3 separate regions of the Mus musculus genome follow, and all the other regions are linked to region 1. A link is a loop called in an ENCODE intact Hi-C map of the cell type or tissue named here. Cell type or tissue: gastrocnemius. All regions are shown on one strand. Links, peaks and the distances in the headings refer to the core of each region. The heading gives the core; the rest is flanking DNA.

The links. Peaks named below come from ENCODE experiments on the same cell type or tissue, not always from the same donor. Only the 100,000 strongest peaks of a DNase experiment are listed, where the experiment ranks them.
Region 2: it touches region 1 in a loop (2.1-fold over the local background); 1 of 42 quality-filtered maps calls a loop at or near these places.
Region 3: a loop joins it to region 1, with 7 times the contacts of the local background. A loop is called at or near these places in 1 of 42 quality-filtered maps.

Annotation. Positions count from the first base shown.
Region 1 is chr7:126,689,541-126,697,071 of GRCm38, forward strand. It overlaps Slx1b (SLX1 structure-specific endonuclease subunit homolog B (S. cerevisiae)), which reads right to left and starts at 6,243. Exons shown (of 6, transcript NM_029420.4): 1 at 5,885-6,243; 2 at 3,213-3,264; 3 at 2,781-3,119; 4 at 2,388-2,515; 5 at 2,199-2,283; 6 at 1-2,115. The coding sequence starts at 6,063. The coding sequence ends at 2,086. It overlaps Bola2 (bolA-like 2 (E. coli)), which reads left to right and starts at 6,460. Exons shown (of 3, transcript NM_175103.3): 1 at 6,460-6,559; 2 at 6,643-6,740; 3 at 7,015-7,153. The coding sequence starts at 6,497. The coding sequence ends at 7,114. It also overlaps a transcript of Sult1a1 not described here. In gastrocnemius, for the core only: CTCF peaks have their summits at 3,912 (motif pointing left) and 6,236 (motif pointing left); DNase peaks (open chromatin) are centred at 3,902 and 5,918; H3K4me3 peaks cover 1,427 bases; H3K27ac peaks cover 1,617 bases.
Region 2 is chr7:126,499,273-126,506,803 of GRCm38, forward strand. Atxn2l (ataxin 2-like) reads right to left here and starts at 4,165. Exons shown (of 22, transcript NM_001361487.1): 1 at 3,628-4,165; 2 at 2,150-2,186; 3 at 1,984-2,040; 4 at 1,831-1,902; 5 at 1,451-1,601; 6 at 857-981. The coding sequence starts at 3,920. It overlaps 4930456A14Rik (a long non-coding RNA gene), which reads left to right and starts at 3,162. Exons shown (of 3, transcript XR_869939.3): 1 at 3,162-3,327. In gastrocnemius, for the core only: a CTCF peak has its summit at 4,248; DNase peaks (open chromatin) are centred at 2,872, 3,230, 4,339 and 5,770; H3K4me3 peaks cover 3,421 bases; H3K27ac peaks cover 3,050 bases.
Region 3 is chr7:126,534,562-126,542,092 of GRCm38, forward strand. No RefSeq gene overlaps it. Among named protein-coding and RNA genes, the nearest start is that of Gm24596, 26 kb to the right of the region's middle. In gastrocnemius, for the core only: a CTCF peak has its summit at 3,455 (motif pointing right); no DNase peak of the experiment used is centred there; H3K4me3 peaks cover 937 bases.

The sequences.
Region 1 (7,531 bases), core at 1,239-6,238:
GTCCCCTGAGGGGCCACCATACCTGTACTAGAACAAGGCAGATCTGGGTCTAGCCAGCTCTCTTCCATGTTCTGTGAGCGCCTTTTTCTGTGACTCCCCTTCTCTCAGATCTCCATCCTGAACCCCACAACACTGACAGGCAGATGGCCTCTTACTCCATGAGACAGCAGAGACCTCAGCAGCACAGGACCAAGGGTCTATCCAGGATTGGCTAGCACTGCCCTGGCTCTCACCTTGACCTTCATCCAGCGAACTCTGGGGGACCAGAGACACAGGCCAGTGAGTTTTGAGGAACCTCAGGGCTGGAGTGCTTTCCAGAGCTTCAAGACCCTGGTCATTTTCCTACTATTTCTTCACATACATGAGGGGGTCACCAGGGCTTCTGAGCTCTAGGAAGGGAACCTGAAACCAGATGGAAGCCTAGAGACATTTCTCTAGGTCAGCATCCTGATAGACCATGCCAAGTATCTCACTGACCCGGGTGGTACCTGGAGAGCAGGGAGTGGGAAGTGACTGGGGCTGAGGGCTTGGCTGTGTCTGCCAAGGTGGGAACTACAGACCTGGTTATGGAACTCTCCTGGTCATCAGGAAAGGCTTGCAAGCTGTGCAGTGCAGCAATCCCCTCTGCAGTCTTTGACACTGGGATGCCCCACCCCAGCTCCATGTTGCAGAAACAGCCAGCCACCTCCATTAGAAGCACACCACTACCATTTGAGGTGCTCTTGGCTTCAAGAGAAAGACCAGGAGGCTTTGGGGGAAGAGCACTCTGCTGGAGCTCACAGAGCCAGCTAGTGGTAGCTGCCTGGAAGGCAGGTCTGTCTTCAGGGCAGTGATCACCCGTGTGGCTGTACAGTAGCTCACCTGTAGAACATCCTATGTTCTCAGTATCCCACAGGTATTCAGACCATTAAAGAACTTTTGTTTTTTTTTTTTTTTTTTTTTTTTTTTTTTTTTTTTTTTTTTTTTGGTTTTTTTTTTTGGTTTTTCGAGACAGGGTTTCTCTGTATAGCCCTGGCTGTCCTGGAGCTCACTTTGTAGACCAGGCTGGCCTCGAACTCAGAAATCCGCCTGCCTCTGCCTCCCGAGTGCTGGGATTAAAGGCGTGCGCCACCACGCCCGGCTAGAACTTTTGTTTTTAATTTAACTTTATTATTTTATTTATGTGAGTGTTTTGCCTGCATTGTAAACCACCAGTCTGCCTGGTCCCTCAGAAGCCAGAAGATGCCATTGGATCCCTTGGAATTGGAGTTGTAGGTGGTTGTGAGAGACCATGTGGTGTTGGGAATTGAATTTGAGTCCTCTGCAAGAACAGCCACTTAACCTCTGAGCTGGCTCTCCAGCCCCCATCAATGGACTCTTGGGGGTAGAGTCCAGTCGAAAAGTTTGGTAGCTTTCCAAGGGATGCCTGGTGCTTATGTGTGAACACAAGGACCTTTGTGCTCCCAACTGAGGCTCCAAGTCACAGGTGCTACCCTCTGAGCCTCTAATTATTATCTTGTTTGGTTTCAGTTGTCAACTTCACCCAGCCCTGCATTTTCGGAGGGCTCCTCAACCGGGAAACTGTCTCAGCCAGACTTGCCTGTGGGCACATCTGTGCGGGCATTTTCTTTATTGCTGATTGATGTGAGAAGGCCCAGCCCACTGTGGACAGTGCCACCCCTAGGCAGGGGGTTCTGGGTCATATAAGTGTTGATTGAATGAAGCACCAGCCAGAGAGATGGCGCCAATAGGCAACCCCCTGCATGGTTTCTAGGTTCCTGCTTTGAGTTCCCACCCAACCTTCCCTCGCTGATGGACTGGAAGTGTAACATGGGACAAGCCCCCTCCTCCCCCAAGTTGCTGGTCCCAACATTAATCATCGCCATGGGAAAGCAACTGAAGACAGTAGCTGTTACCTCTGAGAAAGGTAAGGGAGGAAGCAAGGCCACATGGTTAGGCCAAAGCCTCCACTTCACGCCTTCCTTTCCCGCCCAGCTCTGAGAAAACATCAGAAGGTACCCTTATCCCAGCCTTTGTGTGGTGCTCAAGTAAAAGCTGCCAGTTACTGAAGAGAGAAGCAGGAAAGGTACAGGGGGACACTTAGGATCAAGTCTCCAGCAAGTCTGTCCAGTGTTCCTGTAAGGGCAAAGAGTGGGTCAGAGGTAGTCTAGGAAAACCGGGGGGGGGGGGGGGGGGGTTTGGGCAGAGTCACTTCTCACCTCCTCTAACTCCAAATCCTCTTCCTCCTCTGTGTCCGCGTGGCACTGCCCAACCAGGTTTCCCCAAAGTAGTGATTTCTTGCAGCTGCCAAAGGTGCAGTTGGTGGAGATGCCAGAGTGAGGATTCAGGGAGCCAGGGCTGGCACGTGGGCACCTTCTCCCCAGGCTGGGAAGAGGACTAGGACTCACCTAGGACAATGTCCCTCTAGGGGCAGAAGCTGCCCGGGCTCTTCCTGCAGGAACTCCTCTGCCAAGCAGATGATATGGGCCCTTAGGGGACAACCAGGGTGGGGGCAGCACAAGGGGCCCTCTTCATCCTGTCAAACATGGCAGATGAGAAGTAACTTGAGAGCAACACACTGCATGCAGAGGCACAAAAGTGACAGGGAAAAAGCAGGAAGCACACGAAAGAGCTGTGACTTCAGAAGGAGACCAGGGAAGATCTCACAGGATGGCTGGTTGTCCTTTCGGAGGCTCGAACAGCCTCTGGCTGGTACTATAGGTTCGGAAAGAACTGCCCTCCTCATTAGACATGTGTCAGGGTGGGCAAAGTCCCAGGTCTCCGCCCCGATGTGCCCTTACCTGCAGCAGACGCGCACACAGACTGCATCTGGCCTTGGTACCTAGATCCAGCTGTCGCTCGCTGTCAGCCTCGCTTACAGCTGGTCGTTTTGGGACTAAGGGCTGGGGTGGAGGTGGTCCAAAGGCAATGGGCATGTGTGCCGGTGGCGCTGGACAGAGTTCATGGCGGAAGTCAGGTCGCAGCCAACGCAGTGTTAGAGGAAGGCGCACCCACGGAGGAACTCGAAGCATGTGCGCCAGAACGCGCAAGTGGAAGGCAAAGGCAGCCTCGCTGCGCAGGCGCGGCCCCACGTGCGTCAGGCGGCGTGAAGCTTGAGGATGTTGCCAGGCCCATTCAAACTATAGAAGGGGACGACCCAAGACAAGGTCAGGGTGGTCCTGGGTAAGGTCCTCTAGATAAACCAGTCTAGCCCGCCCTTACACCTTTCTTACCCGAAGGGCGGCCACAGCAGACGGGAAACCGTGTATGATCAGCACCATGTCCCTTGGAAGGAGAGGGGCACGGCCAGTGAGTCCCCAACCCACCTCGACCCTGATAGAAACTGAATCCCTCCACCAGGCCCGTGCTCCAGTTCACACTGAGAGCACAACCACACCGCTTCACACCCGGCCATTAGAACTTGAATCTTTCACGGAGGCGTAAGACCCTGTATCTGCCAGTCTCAGGCTCCTCACCCCGTCCCTGATTCCTCTCCTTTGGAAGTTGTACTCTAGCCCCAGTCTTGTTGACCAGGGCCCCTATCTCCTGATCCCTGTCTTTAAAACAAATTTTGCTACTGTATATTAACTGTACAGAATAATAGGTTGCATTGATATTCTCCTACCTGTGTAATATATTTTGACATTACTTATTATAATCACCCCTCCCCCTTCTTTTTGGTCTTTTTCATTCCAAATAGTTCTCTTCCCACTTTCTCTAAATTCCAAATGAGAGAAAAGTTGAGCTATTTGTCTGTTATATCACTTAACATGATGATGTCCAGTTCCATCCACTTTCTCATAACTGGTATAATTTTACTCATCGTTGTGGCTGAATCAAACTGCAATGGCAGGAGAGGCACTTCAGTCATCTGGGCTCAGAACAGTTTGTAACTCCCATTCCAAGGGGTCTGGCGCCCTCTTCTGACCTCTACAAGTACTGCTGAGCTCAGTGCACTTAGGATTTAGTTAAAACACACACACCACATAAAAATAAAAGGTTCCTAAAAATCTGCATCTTGTATATGTCCCATTTTCTTCACCCACTCATCTGTTGATGGCACTGTGCTGGCTAGTTTTATGTCAACTTGACACAAGAGGGAACCTCAATCGAGAAAATTCTTCCATAAGATCAGGCTCTACACACACACACACACACACACACACACACACACACACACACACACACACATGCAAGCCTGTAGAACATTTTCCTGATTAACAACTGATGTGGGAGGGCTCAGCCATTGTGAGTGGTGCAGCCCCTGAGTTGGTGGCCTTGGGTCCCACCGCCTCTGCATCAGCTCTTGTTTGAGTTCCTGTCCTGACTTCCTCCAACGATGAACGTGAAGTGGAAACATAGAGGAATTTTAATCCAGCAACATGGCTGCTCTGGTAAGGAATCACATCCAAAGGCCCAGGTCTATATGATGGGGCTGGAATGCCAACACGGCCTGGACTACAGTATGATTTGCTGGAACGCAGACACGCCCTTTCATCCCTACAGTGAAGGTAAGGTGAGTTTGTAGACGCAGCCATGTTTGAAAATGACATCTAATTAAAGGGCAGATGTCCAACCTACATGAAAACAACACAGGAAAGAGAAGCTACTTAAGAGCAGAGAGAGGGGGCTGGTGAGATGGCTCAGTGGGTAAGAGCACCCGACTGCTCTTCCAGAGGTCCTGAGTTCAAATCCCAGAAACCACATGGTGGCTCACAACCATCTGTAATGGGATCTGATGCCCTCTTCTGGTGTGTCTGAAGATACAACAGTGTACTCATATACATTAAATAAAAAAATAATTCTTAAAAAAAAAAAAAGCAGAGAGAAGGGAGGGCTGTATGTGTATGGAAGTTTGGTCAGGGAAGTTTTACAGAGACAGGTTGTAGAGAGAACAAGCTAGACACCGGTGAAGACAAAAGGAGCCAGAGAATGAGAAGGAGCCAGAAGATTAGAACAGATTGTCAAGGCTAGTATGAGGCCAAGCAGAGCAATTCAGTCAAAAGCTGAGAGAAGCCGGATTGAATCAGCCATCTTGGAAGAATAGATTGTACAGAGGTTAGAAGCTTCCAGGGGTAGGCCTAGGGATAGTTAGAACAGAGAAAGAAACGCTCTGGCTCAGCCCAAGCCATATATTCACACAGCTTGGGTACGGCTCTCCTCTCACCCCTTCATCTGAGGAGATGAAAGCACATTCACATGGAAGTGTAAGCCAAATAAACGCGTTCCTCCCCAGTACGCTTTCGGTCCTGGTGACTCATCACAACAATAGTAACAATAGTAACAATAGTAACCCTAGGGGGCTGCAGAGATGGCTCAGAGGTTGAGAGCACTGACTGCTCTTCCAGAGGTCATGAGTTCAACTCCCAGCCACCACGTGCTGGCCCACAACCATCTGCGATGCATACAATTCCCTCTTCTGGCGTGTCTAAAGGCAGCTACACTGTACTCATATACATAAAATGAATAAATAGATCTTTAAATCTTTATTTTAAAAAATAGTAACCCTAAGATAAGGACCTAGGTTAATTGCATAGCATAGCTTTTGTATCTGATTTTTTTTTTTCTTAAATCCATTTATGTGCATGAATGTTTGGTACGTATGTGCAGAGATTAGAAGAGGGCGTCTGATACCCTGGTAGTGGAGTTACAAAGCAGCCCTAAACTTGTGCACTCGTAATCCAATTAAGCATCACAAATTTTAATCCAGCCATCGCAGAGTGTTGATATACATAAGGTGCCACCTCGCTGCTACGCTTGCTCTGGTGGCAGGCCAGGGACTCAGCACCGCCCCAGATCTAAAAAAAAAAAAAAAAAAAAAACCGGTCCCGCCTCTGTCACTCCTTTGCCCTAGCGGCCCGCCTCCTACGCGGAGCCTTCCGACCAGACACCCGCGCCTTCTTACCAGGGTCCTCGCCCGCTGGTCCGCCATGCTCCACCTTTCTTGCGACCCGCGTTGTGTTGCCGGACCCGACGAGCAGGATTGACAGTGAATCCAACGTAAACGCGGCCCCGATGCCGAGGGTTCTGGCAGTAGAGCAAGTAGACACCGAAGAAGCGCCCGGGTCTTGCTGCATGGTCCATCCGGACTTTCTGGGTTGAAGGGCCAGAGTTGGGGGTGGTTTCTGGGACCTCGGACCTCGGAAAGGGCTGGGTAGCCAGGACTGCAAAACCTTGGTTTAGGAAAAAGCACGGGAGAATGGTCCTGCAAACTCCTGGAAAGCCGGCAGAGCGACTTGCTGCGCCGCCTGCTGGCAGGAGGAGGGTGTGCAAGCGGAACCGCAGGACTGGCTGCCCTCCAGTCCGGCTCGGATTGGCTAACTGTTGGGAGGAAACCTCCCAAGTGCTGGGAATTCAAGGGAGCCAGGAGGCGGAAGTGCTGCCTTCGAAGCCGCCCTAGGAAGGGCGGAAGTGAGCGGCGTGGAGGAAGTGGCTGCAGTGAGGGCGGAAAGCGAGGTGGCGGGACCCGAGGCGAGGTTCTTTGCACGCTGGGCTGTAGCCCCGCCGGGCTGTGGTTATGGAACTCAGCGCCGATTACCTCCGCGAGAAGCTGCGGCAGGACCTGGAGGCAGAGCATGTGGTGAGTGCGATGCTGAGAGGTCGCGGGCGGTGGGGAAGGACTCCTGGGCGCGTGTTCCATCGTCCGGGTCTTCTGCCCGCTAGGAGGTGGAGGACACGACTCTGAACCGTTGCGCGACCAGCTTCCGAGTCCTGGTGGTGTCGGCTAAGTTCGAGGGAAAGCCACTGCTCCAGAGACACCGGTGAGCCCCGGGAGCCAGCCTCTCACCCAGCCAAGCCTCAGGCTCCGGATGGCAGCCCGGGCATCCGCTCGCCATGGGTGGGACCAACTCATTCCCAAAGCCCGGAGATGTGACCCATAGCCCCGAGGGTGCTCCTGCCTTTGTGATTGGATTCCTGTCCTCTCCTTGAATCCCCACTTCTTGGAGACGTCTCCGATCTCCTTGGTCACCCTAGCTTCGGAGCCCATCACTCCAGCTGAGGCCGCTCATTTCCCATTCCCTTCTCTCGCTCCAGGCTGGTGAACGAGTGCTTAGCCGAAGAGCTCCCGCACATCCATGCCTTTGAGCAGAAAACTCTGACCCCAGAGCAGTGGACCCGACAGCGGCGTGAATGAGGGGCCTAGGCCTGAACAGTCATTAAAATTTAAACCTGGCCCAGCTGGTCTCAGTGTGCTGTTTGAAGACCCTGAGGCCAAGTCACGGATGTGGCTTTTCCCTGACTCTCCTCCAGCCATTGTTTCAGCAAATTTGGATGGATTTCTTTCCTGAGCCCTCTAGGTCCCAACTTAAACAATGAAGATTCGGTTCTTAAGTCTGCCAAGGCTTTACTGTCAAACCCTGTGGTCTGTACTGTCACCAAGGTCAGACCTCAAAAAGCAGGGTGTTCCTGCTCTGTCAGCCCTCAGAAACCCTGAGCATTCTCCCAGGTTCCCTCACTCCAGGTTCCTGGAAGTAGCAGAGACAAGATACAGAATTTCTGTCAGTCTCTTCACAGGCGTACACACTCAGGAGGAGGGATGGACACAATGCAC
Region 2 (7,531 bases), core at 1,253-6,252, 190 kb before region 1:
GCAAAAAAAAGGAAAAATGGCATGCCATTTCCTCTCCACCATGTTAAAAACTTCAACTCCTGTACAAACTATACACACTGACATGCATTCAGTGACAAGATTTGTTTATGAGAAATGATCCTCCTGTTTCCACATTCTAAACTCTGCAATTACAGGTGCTATCATGGCTCTCTATATACATGCGTTGGCTTAAAAATAAATAAAAAATAAAAATAAAAAACCCTCGGGGGGCTGGAGAGATGGCTCAGTGATTAAGAGACTGACTGCTCTTCTGAAGGTCCTGAGTTCAAATCCTAACAACCACATGGTGGCGGCTCACAACCATCCGTAATGTGGACCTGTTCCTGTGGGATTGTAGGTATGTGAAAGTCTGAGGACGATCTGCGAGAATCTGTTCCTTTTCACCACTTGGCTTGGTGGCAAGCACCTTTATCTGACCCACCTTGTCAGACTAATTTAGAACTCTAAGCTCATCGAAGAAACAGAATGAAGAAGCATGGATATATACAATAGTCCTCCTATACACCTCCATTTCTCTCCTCTGCTTTTCTTTAAAGACTTTTTGTTATGTAGCCCAGATTGTCCAGGACTTCACAATTCTTCTGCTACAACTTCCCCAAGGCTGGATTAGAGGTATGGGTTATACTATGCCCACCTTATACTTTTTACTACAATTACAAGTGCTGCCACGGAGAAACTTTAATGGTTTTCAATGCAGAGGATGGGAAAACTGACCAAGAACAACCTCAAAACAAAAGTGAACAAACATAGCCCAACAGAAAATAATGAACGTCCACATCAGCAACCCATGTTGACCACAACTCAGCCCGCCTGTTCTCAGGAAGGGAGAACATACCATATCGGATTCCAGATCGTAGTCGTCACTGTTGCTGTCACCGCCCTCCCAACGTTGAAGCACCTTCTCTTTGTGTTCTCCATTCACCTTAGAGTTCATGGCAATGGCTGAGTCAGTGAACTTATCTGTTGGCAGAGGGGAGCAACAGAGTCAGGTGATGGGCCCACTTCTCATCCTTACTCCCCACCCCATGCAGTTTAACAAAATGAAACTAAGAAACACCAGATTTAGTTTATGGGAGCAGGGAGAACTATTGAAACAGGTCTATCTAGATGGGGTGGTGAATGCTGGTAATGCGAGCACTCAGAAGCAGAGGCAATTTGATCTCTGCCAGTCTAAGGAGGCTAGCCATATATACAAAGACCCTTCCTTCCTCAACAGAAAAACAAAGCCCCAATCTAATCTAAAAGCTAAACTTGAAAACATGAAAAAAGGAGTACCTACACCGCTAGACACATTCACTCGACTCTATCAGGCATCAAGCTATGTGCTCAAGAACTCAAGTCACCTCTACTGAAAAGTAAATCAAGTCAACGTGTTCAACCTGCGGGCTAGCTCTCGTCAGCTTCTTGACACAACAGTTCAGAGCGATACCTTTAGTAGCATAATTGAAGTCAACATTTCGGAAGTGGACAAGCAGAACGTCGCTTGGTTTAAACACCATGGTGTCCACAATGTCTTCCCGGCGAGGCCCACCTGCTGGCTCAGATGCTTTCCGATGCACCGCGTCAACTGCCAGTTCAAACTACAAAAGCCCCAGTCCAACATGGCAGGGTCAGTATCAGAGGGAGAAGATGGATTCGCTCTTAAAGCTTTCTAGTCTTTCAACGTCAAATGCCCATGTCACTCTGTATTTCCCAATGTCAACCAGAGAACTTAGCAAAAGCCTCAAAACTGCCCGCTGTCACCCAACACACACTCTCAATCTCACTCTCCTTCACAGCTTCAGAAATTCCTAATTTGAGTACACTGACCTTTGAGCTCAGAGTCTTGAAAATGCCCTCGTAAGTGGTGCCATTTTTCACCTTTACGTCACAAGTAGAACCCTAGCAAGGTGAACCATTTAGTCATTTTAAGAAACTGAAACAGCATATTCCTCAGACACCCAGGTTAAAGCTGTTACTTACCACTACAGCTGTCAGGAAATGCAGCATCCTGGAATTGTTATAGACACCTTCAAACACCTGTCACACGAGAAAAAAGTAAAGGGCAGCAGGTGAATACTCTCTTCTCAGATTGTCCCACACTGTCTGTCTTCCGAGTGTCTTTACAGGAGGAAAAGAAGGCACTCACGGGTGACTGTGGGGGTCCCTTTCCGGTGGTCTGTCCCCTATTAAAAAAGAAAGAGAGAAATAGTTTTAATTAGTAGTGAACCCTAGACCAATGTACCAGGTCAACTTGCTGATTTAGGCTATAGACTGATTAACAAGCAAGACTTTTCAAGTTCTCACATTAAAGAAGAAAGTAGGCATTAACTGCTAAAACATTTTCTCCGAATTCAAGATTTTAAAAAAGTCAACAAAATATTCAATAAACAATAGCTGTCAAATGTTCCTAACAGTCAGTGCAATACAACCTGACTTCCTCTAAGGGACAGTCCTTCACTCTTCCGATAAACCACTGCTATAGTATTAAACCAACAGCACACTTCAGCTGTGAAGGCGAAAGCCCGGGCATCCCAAACGCAGCACCTCTGAGCTTAGACACATTACCTCCCAAAGGAAAAAAAGCTTTCAGGAGCCTTGGATTCCAAATCCCAGGAGAAGTATATTCTCCACACCCCACCCTTTCGCCCTCATTATTTTCATTCAGCCTGTTACCCACTCTGAAGGGATCCCCAAACGCCAGGTAACACAGCTCCTCGACGGCTGATGTAACCGGCAGTTGAGGAGGGCGAGGAGGGGGCCGTTGGCTGGGCTGGGGGACCGCGCAGCCGCAAAAACCATCCACCGGGATGCCTCGCCCGGTCTGCGCCTGCGCACTACAGCCCATCGCGCTCCACCACCCGCTCTAGAACAGAAGCCACTGCGCCTGCGTCCAGTGCCTCTTTCTATCGCATTGACACACCGAGAAAAACCGAGGGCACCCACTCCCCACTCACCGACACCAAACGCCCCTAAACCCTCCAAATAACCCCTCCCTCCTCCGCCTCTGCTCTACGTGTTACCGGGGCAAGCCAATGCCCGAGTCATAAGACAGCATCCGCGCGCACGTACGCCCGGGGAGCGCGCGCGCAGGAGCTTCCCAGCCCGCAGTCTTCCCAGTAGCCGCTGCTTCCGCGCCCCCGCCCACCCCGTCCCCCTCTCACTGGCTACACCGGGAAGAGGAGGGAACAATCCGCTCCCAAGTCCCTCCCTCCCCATTGGCCAAACTGTGGGCCGCGCGCCCCCCCCCCATTGGCTACAGTCGGGGACCCCTTCATGCAGCTGACTCCCCATTGGCTGAAGCCGGGGACCGCGAGATCCTTCGTGGTAATGGAGCTAGGGACCCCATCACCTCCTCAACCCCCCCAACACCCTTTGCCGACGGAGCTGGCGGGATGCGCCCCGCCTCCCCTCAGGGCCCAGACCCCCAAGAGGTGACTAGGCCCAGAGAGCCGAGCGCTGCCCCCAGGCTCCTGGAGACCTCCCGGAGAGCTTTCTCTCCGACCTGTTGGCACGAGGGTCCACCCCCTCCTTCACGGGGTCCTGGGCCCCCAAGAGCCCCCTCAACAGCTCCAAGCCGGGGCGCTGCCTCCCGGGCTCTCCCTAGCCAGGAAGCCCCGTCCTCACCTGACGCTGCCGATAGCCACTGCCCCTGGCCTTTCTTGATGCTGCGGCGGCGCTGACGCCGCTAAGATGCTTTCGGCTCCGCGGCGAAGTCCGCTGCCGGCAGCGGCTGCAGGCCCCAGGCACGGAGAGACCGCTGCGGGAGGCCCCGGGGGAGCCGCGGTGGCGGTCAGCGGTCCCGGGAGGCCGCCGTTGGGAGGGCTGGTCCCGCCGGGAGACCGGCGAGCCACGGCCTGTTGCGTGGGGGGCGGCTGCTGGGGTTGGGAGGTCTGTTGTGGCGGCTGAGGCTTCAACATGATGGCAGCGTCCGGAAGAGAAATAAGAGGGAAGGGAAAGAGGGCCTGGGGCCGGGCCCCTGCTGGAGAGCGCGGGAAGCGAAAGAGATCGCCAAGCAGGGGACCCGCCGTTGGCGGGCGGGGGGAGCCCCGCGGTGTCAGGGGTGGATCGAGAAGACGGCGGCGCGAGGAAGCGCCGCGAGGCGGAAGGGGAGGGGGGATCTCGCGGGCCGGTGGACAGCGAGAGGGCGCGAGCCGGCCTGGCGCGCGTGCGCGTCGCTGGAGAAGGAGAGGGAGGAGCGCGGGCGGAAGCGCCGGCGGGGGAGGGGCGCGGGGAGCGCCGCCAGGCGGTTAGTTCCGGAACAGAGGAGAGGCTCGAGCCGTGGCTCCGACCGGCCTAGCCCCTGGGGCGGAAAAGGAGCCGCGCAGGCGCTTAGCGCACCTCTAGGTTCTGAGCCACCTTAAATGCTGGCGGCCGCGGTTGCTTCACAACGAGGGTGGGCGGGGCCAAAGCCGGGAAGGGGAAGTGCCGGCGGACCCGCCCCTCCCACGCCGCCAGCGTAACGTCAGAAAGTCTCCGCGGTGGTGTGAGGTGTCACGTCGTAGCGTGAGGTTCTTCCGCCACTGGGTGACCGGTGGGCGGAGTCTCGGGAGCAAGAGAAAAAAAAAAATCCCTAGGACTGGAAAAACCTAGTACAGGTAACTTAAGGCAGGTGGGTTTTTAAAGGTGCTGCTCTCCATCTTAACTGCTTTAAAATATTAATGAGCGTCAGAATGACTATTCTGAGCATATGTGCATCCCAACAAATGTGCCCAATTCTAAATTGAAATTCAGTGATTCTTTCAGGGAGAGCGACCCCCTGAACAGTAGCAATACAAGCCGTCTGAAAGCCAGACTGACTAAGAGTATATTACAGAATCCAGCTGCATAGCAAGACACGGTTAGAAAACCGTGGTATAGTGCTTGCCTATTAAGGCAGCCCTCATTCAAAATTAGGGCAGCTATGGTGCTTCAGAACTTTAATTCCAGTACTAGGAAGGGAAGGTAGGAGGATCAAAAGTTTGAGGCTATCCTGCATTGTATAATAAATATCAGGTCAGCTGGGCAGACCCTGTTTCAAAAGGAAAAGTTGATGGAAAAGTCCATGCTTTGGGTAACTAAGCCACTCAAAGCTCAAGCTAGTGGAAGATTTATATAATTTGAGCAAAGGTACTTGGTAAAACACAGAGGGCAGGAAAATGGATTTCTATACAGACGAAATGGATCTGACAGGACATACGAAAAAATGGAGCTTGATTGGAGCCTGAAATCCTCACTCTATAGCTGTAGCTGGCTTTTAACTCCTTGTGTATACCATGGTGGTCTTAAAACTCACAGAGATCTGTCTGCCTTCTGAGTGCTATGATTCAGACATAAATCAGCACAGCCAGACTTTGTCATGGAATGTTAACCTAAAATCCCTTTATTGATAACATAATCCAAAAATTAAATCTAGGATTGGGTAGACACTAAGAAATTGAATATAGCAGTACAGATGAGTCCAAATCTACACTTCAGATTAATAACCCATCATAAGCGGAAAAATGGAATTAATTTAAAGTCATCCTCAAATATTTAGTCTGAGGCCAGTGGGTCAGGTGAGAGTCGGCATACACTTCCTAAAAAGTATAGGAGCAGGGGAAAGATAAATAGGTCATTTGGTAGCAGTGTACAAAATAAAAATGTATGTGTGGGTGGTTTGCCTTGCAGGTATGTTGGTGTAGAGTGTGTGTGTGTGTGTATGTGTGTTGGTCTTGAAGGCCAGAAGCAGGTATCCGGTCCCAGGGACTGGAGTTAACAGTGATAAGAAGCCATGCAATTGTGTTGCTGAGAATCAAAGCCAAGTCCTCTGGAACTGAGCCATCTCTCCAGCTCCCAGATTTTTAAATTTTATCGTAGGCATGTGTGTGCTTGAGTGCATTATGCATACCATGTAGGTTGCTAGTGGAAAACTGACTTCCAGGCAGCTAGGGTGAGGGTCTTAAAGCCCACACCCACAGTGACTATTCCACCTATTCCAACAAGGCCACACCTCCAAATAGTGCCACTCCCTGGGCCAAGCATATTCAAACCATGACAAATGTGTATTGTTTTCCAGAGAACCTGGGTTCAATTCCCAGAACCCATGTCAGACAGCTCATAATTGCCTGCAACTCAAGCGCCAGAGGGTTTACTGCCTCTGTTTTTTATAGGTACCTACAAACTTGGCATCAACTCACACAGACAGACACATGGATGATTGAAAATAAAATCTTAAAAAAAAAAAAAAAGAAAAGAAAATCTTTAAGGAAAACCCCTTCAAGCCAGGCAGTGGTGGCACATGCCTTTAATCCCAGCACTTGGGAGGCAGAGGCAGGTGCATTTCTTGAGTTCGAGGCCAGCTTGGTCTATAGAGTGAGTTCCAGGACAGTTGTGGCTATACAGAGAAACCCTGTCTCGAAAAACAAAAAAAAGACCTCTTGAGTTTCATTGACGTGTTAGGCAAGCAGGACCCACACTCTCCATTTACCGCCTGCTGCCGTTGTTCCCTATGAGCATTTGAATTTGAAATCTGTTTTTAAAATTGAGACAGGGTCCGGGCGTGGTGGTGCACGCCTTTAATCCCAGCACTCAGGAGGCAGAGGCAGGCGGATTTCTGAGTTCAAGGCCAGCCTGGTCTACAGAGTGAGTTCTGGGACAGCCAGGGCTACACAGAGAAACCCTGTCTCAAAAAAAAAAAAAATTGAGACAGGGCCTGGTACAGCCACCACTTGCTCCACTCAGTTAAGACTTGGTAGAGACAAAGGACCATTGATCTCCAAGGACATACTTCTTTCTGTTCTGCTCTGATGCCCTCCTTGGGCCATATCCAGGTCACTCAGGCTGTGTGATAAGTGGTTTTAGCTGAGTTTGTCCTGTCTAGATGCCACTCTCTTTGCTTGTCTTAGGTAAGGCATATGGGCTCATTGTGTTGAATGCTGGGATTGCTAGTCAGATACAATTTTTAAGCAGCTGGTGCCCAGTGCTGCTCCTTGTGGTTGTGGCTAGTCTCATCCTGTAGCCTCCAGTGGTCTTAACTCTCCATTTTATTTACTCTTATTTTATGTGTATGAGAATTTTCTCTGTGTGTATATTTGTGTACTGCATACACAGGTGGTACCTTCAGAGGCCAGAAGAGGGTGTCATATATCCTAGGACTGTGATTACAGGCTGTTGTGTGTTACTATATGGGTGCTGAGAATAAACCTGGTTTCCTTTTAGGAACATCAAGCATTCTCAACAGCTGATCCATCTCTCTAATCCTTCTATCCCCTTCCCCCACACCCTTTATTGCTATGTAACCTAGGATACCCTGGAACTCTCAAGAGATCTGTCTGCCCTTGTCTCCCAGGTGATGGGATATGTGCTTTTATCCCAGCCCTCAGGAGGCAGATCTCTGTGTGTCCCAGGCTGTTCAGGATACATAGCAAGACCCTGTCAAAAACAAAAAGTAACTGAAATAAAATAAAAACTTCCCAACTTGGAAGAGGGAAGATTTTGTATATCAACTAACACAGCCTACTAGCGGAACCTTTTAGGTTGGGGAAGCCCTAAGGTCTGTTGCTGTCCTACA
Region 3 (7,531 bases), core at 1,253-6,252, 150 kb before region 1:
TGAATCCTGGTGCTTGTGGACTCAGGTATGGTCCAGACAAAACCCTAAATACTTTAAAATAAATTATTACAGTAATCATCTTGAGGCTGGAGAGATGGCTCAGCCATCCAGAGCACGGACTGTTCTTCCAGAGGACCCCGGTTCAACCCTAGCATTCACATGGCAGCCGAAGCTGTCTGTAACTGCAGAGGATCTGACACCCCCATACAGACAGACATATGTGTAGGTAAAACAGCAATGCACATAAAAACAAACAAACAAACAAACAAACAAACAAAAGTAATCATCCTGAACCAGGCAGTGGTGGCACACACCTGTAATCCTAGGACTACTTGAAGCTAGAGGCAGGTGGATTTCTGAGTTCAAAGCCAGCCTGGTCTACAAAAAAAACTCCAGGACAACCAGGGCTACACAGAGAAACCCTGTCTCTGGGGAAACAAACAAACAAACAACCCCCTCAAAAACATATATACAAGCCAGGCTGTGATGAGGCACCCAGCACTCAGGAAGCAGAGGCAGGTGGATTTCTGAGTTCCAGGCCAGCCTGGTCTACAGAGTGAGTTCCAGGACAGCCAGGGCTACAAAGAAAACCCTGTCTAGGAAAACAAAGAAAACAAAACAAAACAAAACAAAACAAAGCAATCCATCTAGGTAAAATCACTTATGTTGGTGCCTGTCATATGAGCAGATGAAGACATAACATTGAATAAATCCCAAGTGACATTTACAGTAAGGGCTGTAAATGATCTTGTTACTTACAAGGCTAAGACAACATTGCACATTAACCCTTTAATTGCTGGTTGCTCTTAGAATTTGAAAACAACTTCTTGAATAAAACTATGTGATTCAAATAAAAGCCCAGGACATAAGTTCTGAAATACCAAAAGTTAGGCAAATGAAAACTTCTGTCAGATGCAAACTTAGGAGATTAACATTGAAAAAAAAATCACTAAGTTATATTTAGGTGCCAGTTTAGAAGTAATAGGTTTCATTTAACTTACCTTTTCTTTTCTTTCTTTCTTTTTATATGTATATGAGCGTGTTGCCTGCATGTATGTCTCTGTACCACCTAGCTCTGGTAGAAGTCAGGGTGTGGGGTGCCCTAGAACTGGAGTCACAGATGGTTGTCAAGTGCCATGTGGGTGCTGGGAACCTAACCCAGTTTCTCTGCATGGGTGCCCAGCGCTCTAATTCACTTGAGCCTTCTCTCCAGTTCCTTAAACCAACCTTTACAAACAAAGTTAAACATAACACGTAGAAAGATGGACTACAAATCGTGTGACAGTTGCTAGCCAGGAAGCGAGTTTATAACATGCTTACAGTAGGAACCTGCTTTAAATCCTTGGCATGCGTTGTGCGGCTTGGATGAAAACGGCGGGCATCGGACAGGAGGGGCCTTAGCCCCGGAAACGAGCACCGGGAGGAGCGGGCGCGCTGACCACAATGCCGGCGGTGCGGTGCCGGGAAGGCGCAGTGGGAGAGCCTAACCCAGAACGCTGGTGACCTGGCTGTTGAGGGAGGGCGGCGTGATCGGAGCGGAGGAACCCAAGGCAGTCGGAAAGCAAGGCTGCGGTGAATAGCGGGCAGGTTTGTACCCCGAAAACAGCATTTTGGAGAGGCTGAGCCTTGTCCTTAAGCCTCCTTGATAGGCACCGGCGCGGAGAAGTGTGCACTCCAGGGAGTTAGTGCCAGTCGGTCGGTACCGGAGAGAGTCAGGGCAGAGGCAACCGACAATGGTAGAATTTTTTTTTTTTTTAAATAGAAAAAGCAGCCCGGGCAAAGGGGAGGAACAGCTTAATAAAAGGTTTGGGGAGTCGCGGGGAGGCTGGAAAAAGTAAGGGAATACCATTTGCTGCTACTGTGTATCTGTTTTCTTTGAATACTTTCAGACTTATTTGAAAGCCTTTTAGGAGGAGCACTAAGACTCTGGCTAGACACTCTGCCGGGACAAAGCATATTGAGATTATTGTAAAAGCCGTGTAAGAGAAGAGGCCCTAGGGAGTTGAGACTGAATGGCACCCATGAGGTGCACTGATGAACAAGTGGAAAAGAGCAAGAGGGACAAGGGTCCTGGAGCCCCAAGGCCAGAGGTAAAGTTGTGTGTCCTCCCAACGTGTACGGTCCTGAACCAAGCCGCGTGACCTAGCGCTGCTCTTCTTAGCTGGTCCAGAGACAGTTATCCTGGAAACTTGAAATATAGAGACAGCTCCGGGAAGAAGGGAAATACCCAACATATAATCCTTCTTTTCAGTGAAGGGGGATCCTGTTAGTGGTGGGTGTGAAAGAGGACAGAGACAACGACAGATAACCGAGGACTAAGGAGTTTGTTGGAAGAGTTATTAACACTATGGACATATAGAGAGAGGGTCGACAGCAAGATAGAGGCTCTGAACAGGGTTCAGGCCCGGCACTGGAGGCATGATGGGGTCTCAAGAGCGCAGAGCCTGTGGGGCAGGAACGGAAGTCCGCTGTAGCTCTGATGATGAGGGGTTTACAGAAAGAGCCTGCTGCAGCCGGGCTCTCTGATTCCCAGCTAGGATGCAGGTAAGGAGGGGGAGAGCATGGTGTGGCACTTCTTTGGTATAAACTCACTATTCAGGTGAGCGAGCGATCGTGGTTAGGTAGGGAGTCACAGAAAATGTCTTAGTAGGGTGTTTGTGGGTGTCCGCTGAAGGGGAAGAGCTGCCACAGAGCAGTAACTAGACTTACCCAGGACAGCAGTCTGGCTACTCGACAGATTGCTAAGGGAACCAATAAGGAGTTGTCTCTACGTCTTAGCCAATGTTCTGTTGCTGTGCAGAGAAACCATGACCATAACAACTCCTAAAAGAAAGCATTTAATTGAGGCTTACAGTTTCTGAGATTTAGTCTATTAGAAGCATGTAGGGCCGGGCGTGGTAGCGCATGCCTTTAATCCCAGCACTCGGGAGGCAGAGGCGGGCGGATTTCTGAGTTCGAGGCCAGCCTGGTCTACAAAGTGAGTTCCAGGACAGCCAGGACTACACAGGAAACTCTGTCTCGAAAAACCAAAAACAGAAAAAAAAAAAAAAAAAAAAAAAAAAAAAAAGAATGTAGAGTATTATTTTAGTAGCTGTCAAGTCTGGCTTAGAAACATTATGTCCATATTAGTTCATAAATTTGAACCAAAATTTGACATGCTCCAAAATATCATTCAGAATCATCAGAAAATGTACCTAAAATCTGTTTTGGAGTTGTTTTGCTTTGCTTTTGTTTTTTTTTTTTATTTTGCACATGCCTTTAGTCCCAGCATTGGGGAGACAGAAGCAGGCTGATTTCTGAGTTCACAGCCTGCCTGGCCTACAGTGGGGTTCCAGGCCAGCCAAAGCTACATAATGAGAGCTTTTCTCAAAAATTAAACATTTTGTTCTATATGTATGAGTGTTTTTGCCCTGGTATGTATTAAGTGAACCATATGCATGCAGTGTTTACAGAGACCAGAAGAGGGAGCCAGTTGTGGGTGCTGAGAACTGAACCTGGATCTGCTGCAAGAGCAACAGGTACTCTGTCTTAGTTAGGATTCTATTGCTGTGAAGACCACTGCAACCCTTATAAAGAAAACATTGAACTGGCTTACAGTTTCAGAGGTTTAGTCCATTATCATCATGGCAGGACATGGTGGTGTGCAGGCAGACATGGTGCTGGAGAAGGAGCTGAGAGTTCTACATCTTGATTCACAGGCAGCAGAAGGAGATTGTGTACCATACTGGGAGTAGCTCAAGCAGAGGAGACCTCGAAGCCCCTCCCTATAGTGACACACTTCCTCCAACAAGGCCTAGTAGTGCCCGTTGCCAAGTTTTGAAACACATGAGTCTTTGGCAGCCATACCTATTCACATCACCACGTGCTCTTAATTACAGAGTCGAAAAAAATCTGTCTGGTTGTTTAGAATTATTTTGGGAGTTGGGGAGATGGCTCAGCAGCAAAAAATACTTGCTGTTCTTACAGAAGACCTGGTTTCAGTTCTCAGGGCCCACGTGGTACTTCATACCCACTGTAACTGTTAACTGACTGTAACTCCAGGGGATTCAACACCCTCTTGTAGCCTCTGTGAGTATCAAGCACAAACACAGTGCCCTTACACACACATAAGCAAAGCACTCATACACATAAATAAACTTTTAAAAATGTTTACTTTTAATTCTGTGTATATGGGTGGAAATGGCAGGTGAAGTTCAGAGGCACTGGGTCTCCCTGGAGCTGGTTTTACAGGTAGTTGTGAACCACTTGATGTAAGTGCTAAGAACCAAACTCAAGTCCTCTAGAAAAGCAATACACACTCCTAACCATTGAGGAATCTCTAGTCCCTAAATCTATCTTGTTTGTTTTTCGGGACACAGTCTTTCTGTGTAGCCCTGGCTGTCGTGGAACTCACTCTGCAGACCATGCTGGCCTCAAAGTCAAAGATCAACTGGCCTCTGCTTTCCAAATGTTGGTATTAAAGGCGTGCACCACCAGTGTCGAAATGTGTTTTACTGTGCGTAAGATCCTGCAGTGGTGCTGGTTGTAGTGGTGCATGCCAGTAGGATTTGCTGAAGGAGGCAGAGGCTGGGCTACACATCTAAGATCCTGCAGTGGAAATAAGACAAGGAACAAGGGCTGTGGATGATCCATGTCCTCCCACTGTTCCTTGGAGGGCTGTAAAGAGGCAGGTGAATTCCAGGGAGGGAGGAGTGTGTAGACACTGCTGCAGCTGTGAGGGGGTGATAGATGCTGCTGCAGCTGTGAGGGGTGAGAGACACTGCTGCAGCTGTTAGGTGGTGATAGACACTGCTGCAGCTGTGAGGGGATTATAGACACTGCTGCAGCTGTGAGGGGTGAGAGACACTGCTGCAGCTGTTAGGTGGTGATAGACACTGCTGCAGCTGTGAGGGGTGAGAGACACTGCTGCAGCTGTGAGGGGGTTATAGACACTGCTGCAGCTGTGAGGGGTGAGAGACACTGCTGCAGCTGTGAGGGGGTGATAGACGCTGCTGCAGCTGTGAGGGCTGAAAGACACTGCTGCAGCTGTGAAGGGGTTTATAGACACTGCTGCAGCTGTGAGGGGTGAGAGACACTGCTGCAGCTGTGAGGGGGTATAGACACTGCTGCAGCTGTGAGGGGTGAGAGACACTGCTGCAGCTGTGAGGGGTGAGAGACACTGCTGCAGCTGTGAGGGCTGAGAGACACTGCTGCAGCTGTGAGGGGTGAGAGATACTGCTGCAGCTGTTAGGTGGTGATAGACACTGCTGCAGCTGTTAGGTGGATATAGACACTGATGCAGCTGTGAGGGGGTTATAGACACTGCTGCAGCTGTGAGGGGTGAGAGACACTGCTGCAGCTGTGAGGGGTGAGAGACACTGCTGCAGCTGTGAGGGCTGAGAGACACTGCTGCAGCTGTGAGGGGGTTATGGACACTGCTGAAGCTGTAAAATTCTTTTTTACAGTCTGTTCCCTTGGTGTTAGGATTTCGTAATAATTTCATTTATTTTATGTTTATGAGTGTTTGCCTGCTCGTACTGTCTATGTACCATGCGCATACAGTGTCTGAGGAGGCCAGAAGACAGCATCCTATCCCTGGAAACTGGAGTTACAGGTGTTGTGAGCTGCCATGTGTGCTGGGACTTGAAGCAGAGAACAGCCAGTGCTAGTAAGTGCTGAACCATCTCTTTTGTTCCCAGCCAAAGGGTTTTTGTCTCCGGAGGGAGGTTCTCACACTGTGCAGTCACAACTTCAAGCCAGGCGGAGTCCACCTTACACATTTTTGCCAAAATCTGAATTTTCCTCATTTGCAGGAAAGGCTTGTGTAAGGGACTGATACTTCTATCAGTATCAGCATCTCCCCATCTTCTAAGTTTAGGCTCTGCAATCACCAGAGCAGAGAAAGACAAGGCTATTTTCTTAGGCTTCCAGGGAAGGGCGTGTGTGATATCAAAGAAGGCATGGGCTTGTGGAGATGCAGCTCCGTATGATGGAGAGTCTTGGATGTCAGCATGACTACATCTGGAATTAACTAAAACACAAGCAGCTCTGTACAATGATGACCCCACTTTTAATTTGTATCTTTTGAGATTGAAAGAGCCCATCTCAAACTTGTGCCACAGCTTCTGCTGGCAGCTTTTATAAATTACACCGAAGAAGGAGACTTGCTCTCAATTCACCTGCTTGCTCTCACTCTCAATGGCAAGTCCATTCCTTCAATGGCATTAGAGCCTACATCTTGACAATTCTGGCATATACTGAAGAGCAGCTGAGACAGCCAGCCTCACAGACTGGACAACCATTGGATTCTTGGACCTTCTGTTGGTAGATCACCATTTTGGACTAGCTTACCTATACAGCCTGTAAGCCATTCTAATAAATCCTATTCTATCAGTGCAGTTTCTCTAGAGAACCCTGACTACGATAGACTTTGCTACCATGAGAGTATAGCAGTGATGGGCCTGACATCCTGGGTTTGGGGAGGATTGAGGTAGGACTTTAGAACTTTGGGCTAGAAAAGCCATTGAGTGTTCAAAGCTTAGTGAACTGTTCTGTGGGAGCTTGGAAGATAAGAGTGTTGAGGGCAGAGCTGTGCATGGTGGCACATGCCTTTAATCCCACACTTGGGAGGCAGAAGCAATGTAGAAGAAGGTGGAAGCCTGCCTTGTGAAGTTCTAGAGAGAAGTTTGAGAGTTCCTTAAAGAGTCTGTCAGGAGGGTCAACTGCTATTTTTAATTGAGAATCTGTGGTTGTGGTCAGCTGAGGCTGAAGAATTAGCTGTGATTAACAAGAGACCAGCACCACTGAAGCAAAACCTCTGCTTTCCTGGGACAATTGATGCTCGTCAGCCAGGGCTAAGAAATTAGCAGTGAGACCATGGCAGATGAGCCATGGTGGTGCACACCTTTAAATCCAGCACTTGGGAAGCAGACATAGGCAGATCTGTGTTTGAGGCCAGCCTGGTCTACAGAGTGAGTTTTAGGACAGCCAGGACTACACAGAGAAACCCTATCTTAAAAAAAAAAAAGACGAAGAAGGAAAAGGAGAAAGAGGAAGAGGTAGAAGAGGAGGGGGAAAGAAAAGAGAAGAAAAGGAGGAGGAAGAAGAGGAGGAGGAGGAGCATCACTGAGCTGAACTCTGGGAAATATTTCCTGAGAGCCAGCACACAGAAGTTGTGTTCCAGAGGCAGCCAAGGTTGTACCTCAAGCTGTCAGCAAAACTTCCTTGGTCATGTGTAAATCACCCTGGTGGCACTGGTTTTGAAGGCATGAAGGGGACATGGAGAGCAGCTAAGGCTCGGCACTGTGAGAGGCTAGGGAAGGCCATTGGTGAAGGTGCAGCTTCAGTGACAGTTGAAGGCCTAGGATTGAGGGAGTCATGCAGAGAAGTTGAGGCCTGGCACCATGAAGAAAGCCCTGAAGATGCTATTGGTAAAGGTGCTTCCCAGTTGCAGCAGAAGACCCCAGCATTTTGGAGATCCCAGTGTGGTGAGATGACCACCAAGAACAGCAGTAGTCATTAAATGGAGGCAGCAGGAGCCTAGAAAACAAAC